2 separate regions of the Homo sapiens genome follow, and region 1 is linked to region 2. The links are chromatin loops, found by intact Hi-C in ENCODE. Cell type or tissue: ascending aorta. All regions are shown on one strand. Each heading gives the region's core, and the rest is flanking DNA. Links, peaks and the distances in the headings are about the cores only.

Region 1 (5,000 bases), core at 1-5,000, 370 kb before region 2:
GTCGGGTTTTCCCAAAAATGAATAAATAGAGGTGAGTGGGACTGTTATAAATTAAAAACAAAAAAACAAGAAAAGAACAAAAAATACAAATCATAACCAAGTGAATAAAGAGACATGTACAGGGGTCACAGCTAGCATTGGAAGTAAAAAAGGAGGTTCCGGGGGAGGGGTAAAGCCCATAGAAAGAATCTCATTAAAAACCTCGGCTGCCGTAACGTCTATGTACATACACGAGCCGCGTGCATCTGCGCCGGGCGGGCGGGCGGCTGGCAGGGTGAGGGAACCCGTATGTGACCCCCGCCGCCGCCGGAGCCTGGTCCTTGTGTCTGTTGCTAAAAAGGCCAAAGTCGGTGAGGGGAGGCGCTGGTGGGCGAGGGGCTGCCAGCCCCCTCCCCCGTCTCCCATTTTTTTTCCTTTTTTCCTCATATTTGCTAAAAAAAAAAAAAAAGTTTTTCTTAATAAATTAAGTGAGGGGAGCTGCCAATGGGGTGGAAGGGCTGGGCCCGACCCCCTTCTCGGCCACAGGCGGGACCTAGGTCCAGCCCAGGCATGTGCTGGTGGCCCCGCGGCGCCTTGCGCGGGCAGGCAGGCGGGCGGGGCGTCCGGCCTCATCGCGACGTGCTGGCTGGGGCCTGGGGGGAGAAAGCCGGCGGGGGCTCAGGGAAAGGCGCGGCCGGGCTCCCGAAGCCCGTCCCTGCAGCCTGCCCCAGTGCCCTCCTCCGCTGCCCGCGCGCCCGCCGGGCCCTCACCAGCGTGAAGGCGTCGTAGGCCTGAGCCAGCTCCTCAGTGCGGTACTGCTCCAGCACCACCACGCCCTGCAGGCCTGCGCTGCGGCGCCGGGCACAGCCCTCGCAGTGTACCAGGTACGTGTTGCGGCTGCCATTCTCACTTGTCACGAACAGGATGTTAAACACCTCCACCTGGGGCAGGGAGGACAGTGCAGTCAGGGGGAGGGAGGGCCACTGTGGACACTCAGGGAGAGCAGCAGAGCCGGCCCACTCACATCGCACTCGTTGCAGTAGTAGGCTGGCTCGTCCTTGACACGGCCCTGGTAAGCGATTTTCTTCCCTGCCCGCACCAGGCTCTCGCGTTGCACCTGGCAGTGCTTCATGGACTGCAGCAGGCAGAACCTGGGGAGCAGTGGGGTTGTGTTGAGACCACCGGCAAGGAGGAGGCCTGAGGCAGGGCTGGAGCAAGGGCAGAGGGGTGGGCAGCCCCAGGGCCCTCCCCTAGGGGCCTCCCCGCTTCATGTCTAGGTCACATCCTCTGTCCTGGGCATCTGTTATAGGCGAAGTTTCCTGTGGCTTTTGTCTATTTGGACCACTAGAAAAGGTCATGACAGCAAGGACCTAGTTAGCCTCCCCAACACAGTAACACTCGGGGCACAGGCAGACAAGGATGGAGAGAGGTAAAAATGGGGTGGAGTCAGACAGGAAGAACAAGAAAAGGGACCAGTCAGTGGAGGTGGGCTCCCACCCAAATAGGGTCCTCACTTGATCATCTTGAACAAGTCGGGGTCGCTGATTTTGACCGTGCGAGCCACGTTCCATGACACGTGAATCATGGGCACGATGGATTTGACGTTCTTCACCTCATTCCACTCGTATCGTTCCAGGGCCAGCTGGTACTGATAGGCTGCGGGCCAAAGGCGATCACAACAGGACTCTCAAACAGCCCCCAGACACCTAGGCCCAAGCCCCTTCCCTCACTGCTGGCGGCTCTCCAAGCCCCAGCCTCCCAGGCCCTTGCCGCTGAGGCGCCACACCACGCCAACACCTGCCCCACCCTCTCACCGGTGAGGGGCCCCACGTTCCAGGCAATGTTGTTGCACCAGCCGGTGGCCTGCACCCAGTGCACAGTCCCCGCATTAATCCACACGAGGTCTCCGGGTCGCTGCACGAAGCGGTACACAGGAATATTGGATGCATAGAGATCATCCAGGATTGGCCACCAGGAACCCGTCAAGTAGTCCACGCCGTGCCTGCGGGGTGGCCACAGGTCAGGTGGGAACTGGGGACCGAGGGCGGGGACGCGGCAGTCTGACTTGCGCAGGACGGCACGCACCGATCACAGAAAGCGCTGATGGTCTCCCAGTAGTGCTCGTGCACCGCGAACCACTCGCAGTCGCCTGGGCCAATGTTGATGTTGACGGAGCAGAAGTTGTTATTCTCCTGGTGGCCTGCAGGGGTCGACAGAGAACGGCATGGCTGGCCAGGTCGGAACTGCGATCCCCGATAGCCCCGCCCTCTGCCCTCATTGGCTGACGGCTGAGCGCCGCCGCCAGCCCCTCCTCTCGCGCTTCCAGCATCAGCGCGCACAGGCGTGGAGCGCACCTGGCGTTCGGCTGCCGGGCACCTTCATGTACAGCTGCACCGTGTTCATGCCCAGGATGGTGTGGCCCACGTGGCTCAGCATGTTGCCCGTGGATGTTACCCGCATGAAGGCGGGCAGCTTCAGCAGCTCCTGCAGCTGGGGCTTCCACCTGCGGTGCGGAAGTGCGACGAGAGGCTACACCCCGCCCCCGCCACGAGGTCCTAGCAGCACTCCTGCCCCAACTTCCCTGGCCTCAGCCCCACTGACCGCTTAGCATCAGACAAGTCGATGTTGGTGCCAAACTTGATGATGTGATGGTTCTTCGGGTCTGGTGCGCTGCTGCTGGGGCGAAGAGCACAGGTTGGTGGAGAGCAGAGGGAGGGGAAGGAAGCAGGAACAGAAGGGGCACACCTGCACAGTACCTAGGAGGGGTTCCAGTGGTGCTGTCTGGCTCCTCTGACTCCTCATCCTCACTCTCCTTCTCCTCCTGTTCAGCCAGAGGGTAGGCAGGCCTGGGTCAGAGACCTTTCGAGAGCCCTCCCACCGCAGCCCCGTCCCAGGACCTGCCTCTGGCCACGTTCTCATCTCACCTGCAGAGACTCCTGGAAGGATGAGGCCTGGTACTGTGCGTACTTGGCAATGGTGGTGTGGGAACGGGAGCTCTCACAAGGCCAGATCTGCCGAGTGCCTGTCAGATCCCAGTTCTCATCTGAGGGCTGCTGCACCTGGGTGCGAACTTCCACGGTGTGTTCGCCACTCGCTTCCACCAGGGTCTTGGTGGAGAAGAGGCCCAAGTCTGGAAGGGAGGGCCGAGCAGGGTGTCGGGGCAGAGGCAGAGGATAGGGACCGAGGACCCAATCGACCCTTTCCCTTCCTACTCCTCTGGCTCTGACAGGGTGGTCATAGGTTTAGCAGAGCTCAGCCCAGAAGAAATAGGCAGGAGCCCTAGCCCCACAGGAAGCTGGGAGTGCTGGCCTCTATCTGCATCCTCACCAGCCCTCTTTCTCCTGCAGCTGCTCAAGGACTCAGCCCCTAGACCAGTGTTCCCAGATGTGTGCGTGGCCATGTGCACCGCACCTGACAGACACATAGTAGGTGCTCAATGAATGGCAGCTTCTTTTTTCCCCATTTGGAGTCTAGTCAAAACAGCAGCTTCTTTGAGTTACCATTGGATCCAATTAAAGATTAAAGATTCAGTCAAGTGAAAGCCTGAAATGTGCTTCAAATAACTCAGTGTGGGGAAGGGAGAACATACAGGTATAAAGGAGACAAGATTGACCTTTGTATTTCTATACAGCTTTCTCTAATTTTGTATGTGTTTGAAATTCTGCGCAATAAAAGACTGAGAGAGAGCCCCAACATCACAGATTTTCAGGGGTTTTCTAAAATCTGTATTATTCTCTTCCTTAATCACCAAAAAATTCAGAAATGACTAATCAGGCCCTGACTATGGCCCCTTCTCCCTTGCCAAATGCTGGAGACAGACAGATGGGAGAAGAGCCCAAGGCCAGCAGACCCATCACTCAGTGGACTCCTCACGGCCACTGTCATGAGTCTTCAAGTGTGGGATTTCTCAGAGGGTCCTACATGCCCCAGACCCTTGTAGCCCTCCCTAACACTTTCTGCCCCCCATACTCACTGAGCCGCAGGGAGCCCGCCAGGCCCCGGATCACTGTGATGGGATTTCGAGGGTCTGTACAGAACTGCAGCAGGACAGGTGAGAAGGCATCCCGTTTGCTCTCCAGCTGAGACATGACCAGGAGAGCTGGGGTCAGAGCCCTGGCCCAGGCTCAGAGCACCCCAGCAGTCCCCAACACTGTCTTAGAACCCTCTGGCAGGGGTGGTTCTGAGGCCAAGTGGCACACATACATAGATGCTGGGTGTAGGGGGGTTGAGTTTTTCCCGGGGCAGCTTCTCCTCAGTGTTGATCTTCGGTTTCACAGACTGGGCAGGGGAAAGGTAGGACTCTCGAAACTTCCCTTTCACCTTGGCATTCCTGCGGGAGGACAGTGGAATGAAGACAGAAACATCAGGGTGATGGGGGAAGGGAGCCTGTCTCCGGGACAAGCAAGCAGGCAGCCGACTCACCTGCTGGCGCGCACGACGTCAGCAGCACAGTGGCTGATGGTGAGGTCTGCCATGCGCAGCCGCCGCTCTTCCACCTCAGAGGCGATAAAGGTCTCCTTGTCACCACTCTCTACCTTGATGAGCCGGATCTTCAGCTCCTTGGGGGGCCCCTCACTAAGTGAGCGCAGCTTCAGCATGTCGGCCCGGCTGACACCCGGTGGCCCTGGGGCTTCCTCCCGAGCCTTCTTTCCAGGGACAGAGGCTGACGGGGGTGTGGGCTGGGCAGAAGGTGCAGGAGCTGATGGAGGGGCTGGAGCTGTGGGTGGCTTGGCCTTGGAGGCCCCGCCAAGATCGGGCCGGGACTTCTCACGACCCTGGATCTCCTCGCTCTGCAGGTCCAGGTTCCCCAGCACCCGGCGGCTCTTTTCTTTGGGGACCTTGGCCTTGGCCTTTGCCCTGCCCTCACGGGGCCGACGACCCACACTGTCCTTACAGGCCCGCCTGTGCCGCCGATGCTCCTTCTGATGCTCCTTCTGTCGCCGCTTACAGCTGCCTGACACTGCCGCCACCCCGCCAGCCTCCTCCTTGGCCTGTGCGGGGGGCAGCAGTCGCTCAGTCCC
Region 2 (8,688 bases), core at 3,680-8,679:
GAGCACAGACTGTGCCACTATACTCCAGCCTGGGCAACAGAGCTGGAGTCCGTATCAAAAAAAAAAAGAACAGATTACTGCTTTAAATCCTTATTTAAATAAGTCAGGGTATAAATAAGTTATGCATTCCATGATAGACAGTTGTTTTTAATGAATAGGGGTCAACTACTGCGAAGGAAATCCAGCACCCTCTTTCCCCAAAATTTTGTGCACACGCTGGTACAAAGCTCTAGTACCAACCCGCCTTGTAACCTTCCCCTCACCTAGCAACATCTAAATCCATCTTCTAACAGCAAGGACAACAGCTCTATCTCAAAGCCAATTCAAAGACCCCTCCGTACCTCCATACACTCTGACCCCTAAGACTTCTGTAAAACATTTTAGCCTAAAATACCACCTGTTTCACAACAAGAGGCACCTTACTCACCCTCACCCATCCTTCTACCCAAAATTGAACCGTCTGTTGGTCCCTCAAAATACAGACATCGTATAAACTGCAAGACATGCAGAGCACTATCGAAGCCCAACAATCCTACACCCCAGAGATGACTCTGGTAGAGCTTTGTCAACAGTGTCCCATACTTTTATTTGTTATTATTCCATCTTGGGTCAGTACAACCTCCGCCTACCAGGTTCAAGTGGTTCATATGCCTCAGCCTCCCAAGTAGCTGGGATTACAGGCACCCACGACTACACCCAGCTGCTTTTTATATTTTTAGTACAGACGGGGTTTCACTAGGCTGGACAGGATGGTCTTGAACTCTTGACCCTCGGGGATTTGCCCACCTTGGCCTCCCGAAGTGCTGGGATTACAGGAGTGAGCCACCGTGCTCAGCCCATTTGTTATTATTATTTTTAAATTGAGATAGGGTCTTGCTGTGTTGCCCAGGCTGGTCCTGAACTCCTGGCCTCAAATGATCCTCCTGCCTCAGGCTCCGAAAGTGCTGGGATTACAGGCATGAGCCACGGCATGCATTTTTTTTCATGCTTTAAAAAAACCGTAAATACGTTCCCACTTTAACATAAGGCCTTCACTCTGCATACTTCTGAGTAACTTTTTCATTTATCCATAGATTCCCTAACATTATCAACAGCCCACAGTGCCCTTACCATTTCAGTAACTCTCACAGCACTTACTAGGTCAAAAGAGAGCCACAGCCGAGCGCGGTGGCTCACACCTGCAATCCCAGCACTTGGGGAGGCCAAGGTGGGCAGATCACTTGAGGTCAGAAGTTTGAGACCGGTCTGGCCAATGTGGTGAAACCCTGTCTCTACCAAAAATACAAAAATTGCCGGGCATGGTGGCGGATGCCTGTGATCCCAGCTGCTTGAGAGGCTGAGGGAGGAGAGTAGCTTGAACCCAGGAGGCAGAGGTTACAGTGAGCTGAGATCTCACCTCTGCATTCCAGCCTAGGCAACAGAGCAAGACTCCATCTTTCCAAGAAAAGACAGCAATTTATTAAGCACCTAGACCCAAACAACTTAAGCATTTATGTCCTAGGAACTTACTAGCCATTTGAGAAAATACACACAAGTTGAAAATACTATTAATATATTAAAACAAAATAACATTTTTATTTCTTTACCAAATAACCATCTCACTCACTTATGGCGCCTGTTAGGCACTGCACCTCTCAAACCTTGGAATCAGACTAAACAGCACCACCTTTATTTCTTCTACAAACTGATTTTTGCCTGTACTTAGCAACTGCTAAAAACCCAGTTTCACAAAAATATGACATTATAGAAAGGGATTTGGCACCATCTAATGTTGAAACAGAACTACCAGGAACTAGGAGTTCCAGGGTATCTGACAAATGTACCTGTGTTTCTCTTGGAAATTTAAAATACCTCACTGTGCCCACCGTGTGCCACAGTGTCTCAGGGCATCAGCACAGTGTGGGACCTTATTGGGAAGTTCCTCTATTACATTGTAAGAATACACCCTAAGTTATTCAACAGGATTCCTATTAGTAAATACCGAGTAATTTATAATTGTCACTTTCAAACAATGTTGCAATAAAAGTCCTTCTACATTATCTATGCATATTTGCCCAATTATTTCATTCACTTGTTTATTCAACTAATTTTTATTACATGTCTATCATGTGCCAGGCACTACCTGAGATACTAAGGGAACATGAATAACACAGACAAAGTCCCTCATGAAATTCATTCTCTAGCAAGGAAGCAAGAAACAGAAAAACTAATCCTTTCTGGAGTGACAGGCTGTGAAGGAAAATATAGCAGAGAATGATCAGAGAAAACAAGGGAAGGGCGGGGGATGCTATTTAAACAGAGTGGTCAGGGAAGCGCTCCTAAAGATATGACATCGGCCAGGCGCAGTGGCTCATGCCTGGAATCCCAGCACTTTGGGAGGCAGAGGAGGGGGATCGCTTGAGCCCAGTTCACCAGCCTAGGTAACATAGTGAGAACCCATCTCTACAACAAATTTAAAAATTAGGCATGGTGGTATGAGCCTGTTGTCCCAGCTACTGAGGTGGGGGTTGGGGGTCTGTCTGAGGTGGGAGCATTTTTTTTTTTTTTTTGAGACGGAGTCTCGCTCTGTTGCCCAGGCTGGAATGCAGGAGCGCAATCTCGGCTCACTGCAAGCTCCACCTCCCGGGTTCACGCCATTCTCCGGCCTCAGCCTCCCAGGTAGCTGGGACTACAGGCACCTGCCACCACGCCCTGCTAATTTTTTGTATTTTTAGGGGAGACGGGGTTTCACCGTGTTAGCCAGGACGGTCTCGATCTCCTGACCTCGTGATCCGCCCGCCTCAGCCTCCCAAAGTGCTGGGACTACAGGTGTGAGCCACCGCGCCTGGCCTTTTTTTTTTTTTTTTTGAGACAGTCTCACTCCGTCACGCAGGCTGGAGTGCAATGGCACAGTATCAGCTCAATGCAACCTCGACCTCCCAGGTTAAACTGATTCTCCTACCTCAGCTTCCCTAGTAGCTGGGACTACAGAGGCGTGCCACCACACCTAGCTAATTTTTGTATTTTTAGTAAAGACAGAGTTTCACTATTTTGGCCAGGCTGGTCTCAAACTCCTGACCTCGTTATCTGCCCACCTTGGCCTCCCAAAGTGCTGGGATTACAGACGTGATTGAGCCTGGCCAGGGAGCATCTTTTGAGCCCAAGAGGCTGCAGTGAGCTGGGATCGAGCCACTGCACTCCAGCCTGGGGGACAGAGGGATACCCCGTGTCCAAAAAAAAAAAAAGATATGCCATTTCAACACAGAACATACAGACATAAAGGAACAGGCATGCAGAGCAGAGGTCTGAGCAACGTTGTTCCAAGCAGGAGGAATAGTGAATAATAAAGTCCTTGAGGTGGGAATAAGCTTGCAGTGTTAGAGGAGCAAGCAGTCAGCGTGGTTCAAGAAAAGCAAAGAGGAGACTAGTAATGAGATGGAGAAGCAAGCAGGAGCCAGATAAAACAGCACTTTATAGGTCAGAGTAAGGAGTCCTGAAACCTCTGGAAAGGATTCTATGAAGGGAAGGGATGAAGAGATCTCTCTAGCCTGTTCTAGCTGTTCTTACAAACTGTAGGAAGACCAATTAGGGCTCTATAGCACCCCACAGGAAAGATGACAGTAGGGTGGGATATGGTGGGACATGGTGGTGGAGATGGTCATAAATGGCTGGATTCCAGGCATATTTTGAAAGGTAGGACTGACACTCTGGCAGATGGACTAAGTGGAGATTGTGAGAAAGAGAATCAAAGATGGCTTTTAGATTTTTGGCCTGAGCAAATGGATGAATGGAGAAACTATTTAATGAACCATGCAAGACTGGGAAAGGGGCATCATTGAGGGGATAATTAAGCTTTTTTAACCTAAGGATGAATTTTTATAAGTGGTAATGCTTGATCAAATGATTTACATATTAAAAGGTTGATAAAATTGTTAGACCAGAGGCCGGGCATGGTGGCTCATGCCTGTAATCCCAGCACTTTGGGAGGCCAAGGCGGGCGGGTCCTCTGAGGTCAGGAGTTCAAGACCAGCCTGGGCAACACGGCAAAACCCCATCTCTACTAAAATACAAAAATAGCCAGGCATCGTGGCACACGCCTGTAATCCCAGCTACTTGGGAGGCTAAGGCAGGAGAATCGCTTGAACCCGAGAGGTGGAGGTTGCAGTGTGCCAAGATCGTGCCACTGCACTCCAGTCTGGGCAACAAGAGTGAGATTCCATCTCGAAAAAAAAAAAATTGTCAGACCATCCTCCAAAAAGGTTATACCAATCTATCTTTCTACCAACAATGTATAAGCACGTCTATTTCCCAGTATTTTTGCCAGCAGGGAAAAAAAATCAGATGAGAAAAAATTTTATTTTAATCTGGATTTTTTTTATTAGAAAGTCTACTCTTTGTTGGCCATTTGCACTATTTCTGTGAACTGCCTATTCATCTCCTTTACCCATTTTTCTAGTAGATAGGTACTTTCCTTACTGATTTGTGTTCCTTGTACATCAATAAATTTAACCTTGTCTGCGTAATTGCAAATACTGTTTCCTGATCTGTTTTTCAGCTTTGCCACAGTGCCTCTATAAACAGAAGTGGCTCTTATTTTTATGTAGTGAAATCTGCCTTGGTCTTCCTTATATATAACGTTTAGCTCATTTTAGGCACTCCATAAAATTTGCCTATAATTAATTCACTACTATTAAGGACTTCTGTCTCTGGTATCAGCCCTGCAAAAGCCTTCTATTTTTTTTCTAGTGCTTTATGGGTTTTTTTAGGTTTAAGTCTTAACTTCATCTGGAACTGATTCTGTGGTATGGTGTGAGGTCAGGACGTTCTGACTCCTGACATAGCTGAACTTTCTCCCAGCAAAAATGGTCTCTATCCACAAACAGCCACTTAACTCCATTCTTTCCAGCCAGTGGGCTCCTCTACTTAGCGCCACAAGGGAAAAAGTCCAAGTCACCAATAGCTCTCCCCTAGGGCTGCCCTCCTCTCTCTGGTCTCTCCTCCTCTCGCATCAGTTCTTCATAGAGCAACTACAGCAGTAGTTTTTTCAAATGTGCTGTCACTCTGTTTATAATTGTCAACGACTACCTACTGAAAATGGAATTAAGTCCTGACTCCTTACCATAATATACAATATCCCATGCTTCTCCAGCCTATTTCTGTAACACTCTTCTCTCATCCACTAAACCTCAGCCACACCGGCCGCCTTTCACCCTGTAGGACAAGCCCAAGTTCATTTCTCCCTCAGGCCCTTTGCACTTGCTATTTCCTCTGCCGGAAAAGCTCTCGCCATCCAAACTATGGCTTCGACGACTGGCTGCCTCTCATCATTTGGGTAATGTCTTCTAAGATAGGCCTTCCCAGACCCTGACGCCATCCCATCTAAAGTAGCCCCACCTCGACGGGCGCGGTAGCTCACGCCTGTAATCCCAGCACTTTGAGAGGCCGAGGCGGGTGGATCACCTGAAGTCAGGAGTTCAGCCATTGCACTCTGGCCTGGGGAATAAGAGCGAAACTCCGTCTCAAAAAAAAAAAAAAAAAAAAAAAGACGGGGGAGAATCACCTCAGGGCAGGCGTTCGAGACCAGCCTGGCCAACATGGCAAAACCCCTCCTCTACTAAAAATACAAAAATTAGCGGGGCATGGTGGCGCATGCCTGTAATCCCAGCTACTCAGGAGGCTAAGGCAGGAGAATCGCTTGAACCCGGGAGGCGGAGATTGCAGTGAGCCGAGATCGTGCCATTGCACTCCAGCCTGGGCGACAGAGCAAGACTCCGTCTCAAAAAATAAAATAAAATAAAAATAAAAAAATAAAGTAGCCCCAGCTCAGTGACTCTCCATGGGATTACCCCTTTTCACTCTATTCGAGACAAATGCCATTAACTGAATTATCTCATTCATTCATTGTATTCATGTTTACTGCTTGCCCTTTCCCACAGACAGTGCTCTTGAAGGTAGGGTCCTGGTCTGTCGTGTTCACCTCTGTAACCCGAGTCTCCTGTGTCTTCAACAGAGCAGGTGCTCAGTTAACATTTGTATTACAGAAGAGGAGGAAGCTACCCGGGTTTGGCTTCTTAACCAAACTTGTAAAGACTCCCTAGGATTCGTCGGATCGCCTTTAACGTCGGTAACTCTGGAGTGTGAAATCAGTCATCCTTCTCTCCCTCCTTCTCACCCTCCAGCCAGCCCCCCATCTCGGACAAAGCGCTACGCCTGCTCAACTCTTTGCAAAATATAACTCTGGGAGGCCCGAGACTGGCGCCTACACGGCCTTGGCGCTGCTGAGCCATGCTCCTGGCCCGTCACCCATAAGCAGCGAGAAAGCGCCAAGTTTCCGCAGCCCCCGTCCGGCCCCGCCCGCCAGGGGAGGAGGGGGGAAGGGGAGGACAGAGCCGCTTACCAGTTCATCCGGACTCAGGACTCCGAACTGGACTCTCTTGATGGTGCGCAGCGGGCATGCGCTGTCCCCCGAGGGGGGGCCACCCCCGTGCATGGCGGAGGCAGGCGCGCTGCGCAGGCGCAAACCTCACTACAAAAAGCCTGCGCCGCCTCCGCCTAGGTGCTCAGACCTCGTCAGGGCGGCCACCGGGAAGGACCTCCCCGAGTTGGGAGGAAAAAGCCGGAGGAGGGGAAGGTGGGGGAGGGAAGGAGGCGGGGAAATAAGGAGCGAAAGGAGCCCTTCTTTCCCTTACCGGAAATTTTTCAGCTCCCAAAAAGGAAAAAAAAAGAAGGGAAAAGGAAAAGGTTTTTGGGGGAGGAAGAAGAAAAAGGGTAACGAATAAATAAGTAACCGGGTTCCTGAACGGCAGAGGTTACGGCAGTTTGTCTCTCCCCCTTCCGGGAGCCGCCTTCTTCTCCAACCGTCCCGGCCGCGCTCTCGGCGCTTCTGAGCAGCGAACTCGCTGAACGACGCTTCTTATAGATTCGCCCTCGCGTCCCCGCCCCTTCCTTTCCCGCCCTCCCTTGCGCTACGGGGCCGCCTGCGCAGGCCCGCAAGGGGTGCGAGCCAGAGTCGTGGGTAAACCCCCCGCTCGCTGGTTGGGCGACCTTTTGAAGTGACAGGGAGAGAAGAATTTTTTTCTTTAATCCCACCGCCTCTCCTCGCTGCTCCCTTTTGCACTGAGGCTTAAGGTTTGAAGACTCGAGGGTAAAATTGGGCCGCTTTCATTCTAGTTTGGACAACGGTTTCATCTTCAGCAAAAGCCTCTCATTCGTAGCCCCCCCCAGCTGGAAAATGGTCTGCTCTGCGAATCGGTAATGGCGGCGGGGCGGGGCGGGTCCTCCCGGGGAAGGGCGGTTGCTCATGAATATGCAGTTCTCTTGCTGAATATGCATGAACAAACCAAGATGGCAGGACCAGTGGCTTGTCCGGAAGTAGCCGATGTTTGTCAAACGGCCCCCGGAGACGGGTGGGCATCTCCTGGCCTGTAATGCCGCGCTGTACCGAGCCATGATCCTAGATCCATGGCCTGAGCCTCTCGAAGAGACTTCAGCTGGGAGGCCTGCTCTGGAAGGAGGGTGGCCACTGTCCGGGAGAGATCACGGGACCGCGACAATCCGAGAAAAGCAGATTAGCCATGGGGCGGGCCACGAAAGTCCTGGGGGATTTGGGGTCAAGGCATCTGAACATTAGGAAATCCTCCACTTTGTAGAATATTTCAGGAATAAAATGGGGGGCGGGGATCCCAAGGGGTTCTCCAATGAGAACGGTCGTAGGACTTTCCACTCTCCCTCCAAAGCAGAGACGACACCACTGCAAGCCACATTCAGAGTAATCCTTGTTTGATGTCAATGTCACGTCACCACCCCAAGGGGGGGGCACAAGCACGAGGAAAGGAAACCTTTGCCGTGAGGGGAGGGGTGGGGAGGCACGCTCCCCTCCCCCACCGCAGCTGCTGGCTCTGTCTTTGCCGGAACACTCCAGCCCCAATGCTCTTCTCTTTGCTGCTGAGTGAAGTCCTCCCCGTGGCCCACGGCCTCCCTGCCTCAGCCGTTTGGATCTGCTCCTCAGACTTTACCCCTTAGTTATGCCCTGATTCCAGGACCCAGCCTGGTCTCCACATCCCTTGGTCCCAGGCTGGCCCCAGGTCTTCCAGGTAGTCCCTCTCCACCAAGTCCCCAAGTCACCCTTGACTCTGAGAGGTATCCCTCTCCCACACCAGTTCTTTTCCAGTCACTTCTCCTCCCATGTTTGTCTTCAGTCTTTGCCTCTATTTATCCCTGTCCCTCCCAACCCCCGGGCTCCCAAGTTCTATCTCACTCCTCCACCTTCCCTTCCCTCTCACAGCTGAGGTTCCAGGCTGTGATGATGGCAATGCTGCCCAGCACAACCCCTGCCCCCACGATGTCAGAAGGTGCCACAGTCTCATGGAGCATATAATACTGCAGTATAAGGGCCACCACCACCTCGGAATGCAGGACAGCGCACACCAGGGCAGGGTGGGCCTTGGTGACCGCATAGCTCACACATGTGAAGGAGACCAAGGCGAGGATCCCCACTGCCCCCACACAACTCCAACTCGGGAGATCACTGGGCAACACGGGGGGCTGCAGCACAAAGAGGCCTGGCACAGAGCCCAGCAGCCCCACCAAGCCAGATAGGAAGGCCACTGTTGGGAGGCAGGAGGGAAAGTGCAGAGAACGATAGACCAGAAGCCCCAGGGACAGCGCCAGTCCTCCCACGAAAGCCTGCCCATAGCCCAGGGCGGTGTA

Evidence for each region. Peaks named below come from ENCODE experiments on the same cell type or tissue, not always from the same donor. Only the 100,000 strongest peaks of a DNase experiment are listed, where the experiment ranks them.
Region 1: a loop joins it to region 2, with 2.4 times the contacts of the local background. A loop is called at or near these places in 13 of 110 quality-filtered maps.

What each region holds. Positions count from the first base shown.
Region 1 is chr17:7,849,130-7,854,129 of GRCh38, reverse strand. KDM6B (lysine demethylase 6B) reads right to left here. Exons shown (of 24, transcript NM_001348716.2): 12 at 4,402-5,000; 13 at 4,183-4,309; 14 at 3,953-4,058; 15 at 2,904-3,109; 16 at 2,736-2,800; 17 at 2,581-2,652; 18 at 2,334-2,482; 19 at 2,065-2,179; 20 at 1,794-1,981; 21 at 1,494-1,635; 22 at 1,004-1,130; 23 at 750-920; 24 at 1-632. The coding sequence ends at 609. It overlaps LOC107987244 (a long non-coding RNA gene), which reads left to right and starts at 2,334. Exons shown (of 2, transcript XR_001752777.2): 1 at 2,334-2,673; 2 at 2,809-3,672. RefSeq lists enhancers at 378-1,342, 1,916-2,145, 1,343-2,306, 2,125-2,419, 2,476-2,585 and 1 more. In ascending aorta, for the core only: a CTCF peak has its summit at 2,181 (motif pointing right); a DNase peak (open chromatin) is centred at 2,209; H3K4me3 peaks cover 451 bases.
Region 2 is chr17:7,482,546-7,491,233 of GRCh38, reverse strand. SLC35G6 (solute carrier family 35 member G6) reads right to left here. Exons shown (of 2, transcript NM_001102614.2): 2 at 7,738-8,688. The coding sequence ends at 8,233. It overlaps POLR2A (RNA polymerase II subunit A), which reads right to left and starts at 6,868. Exons shown (of 30, transcript NM_000937.5): 1 at 6,377-6,868. The coding sequence starts at 6,469. It also overlaps a transcript of ZBTB4 not described here. RefSeq lists a silencer at 6,230-6,549 and enhancers at 5,668-6,661, 7,360-7,429, 7,520-7,569, 6,662-7,656, 7,660-7,929. In ascending aorta, for the core only: a CTCF peak has its summit at 6,238; DNase peaks (open chromatin) are centred at 6,483, 6,933, 7,263, 7,773 and 2 weaker places; H3K4me3 peaks cover 4,329 bases; H3K27ac peaks cover 3,079 bases.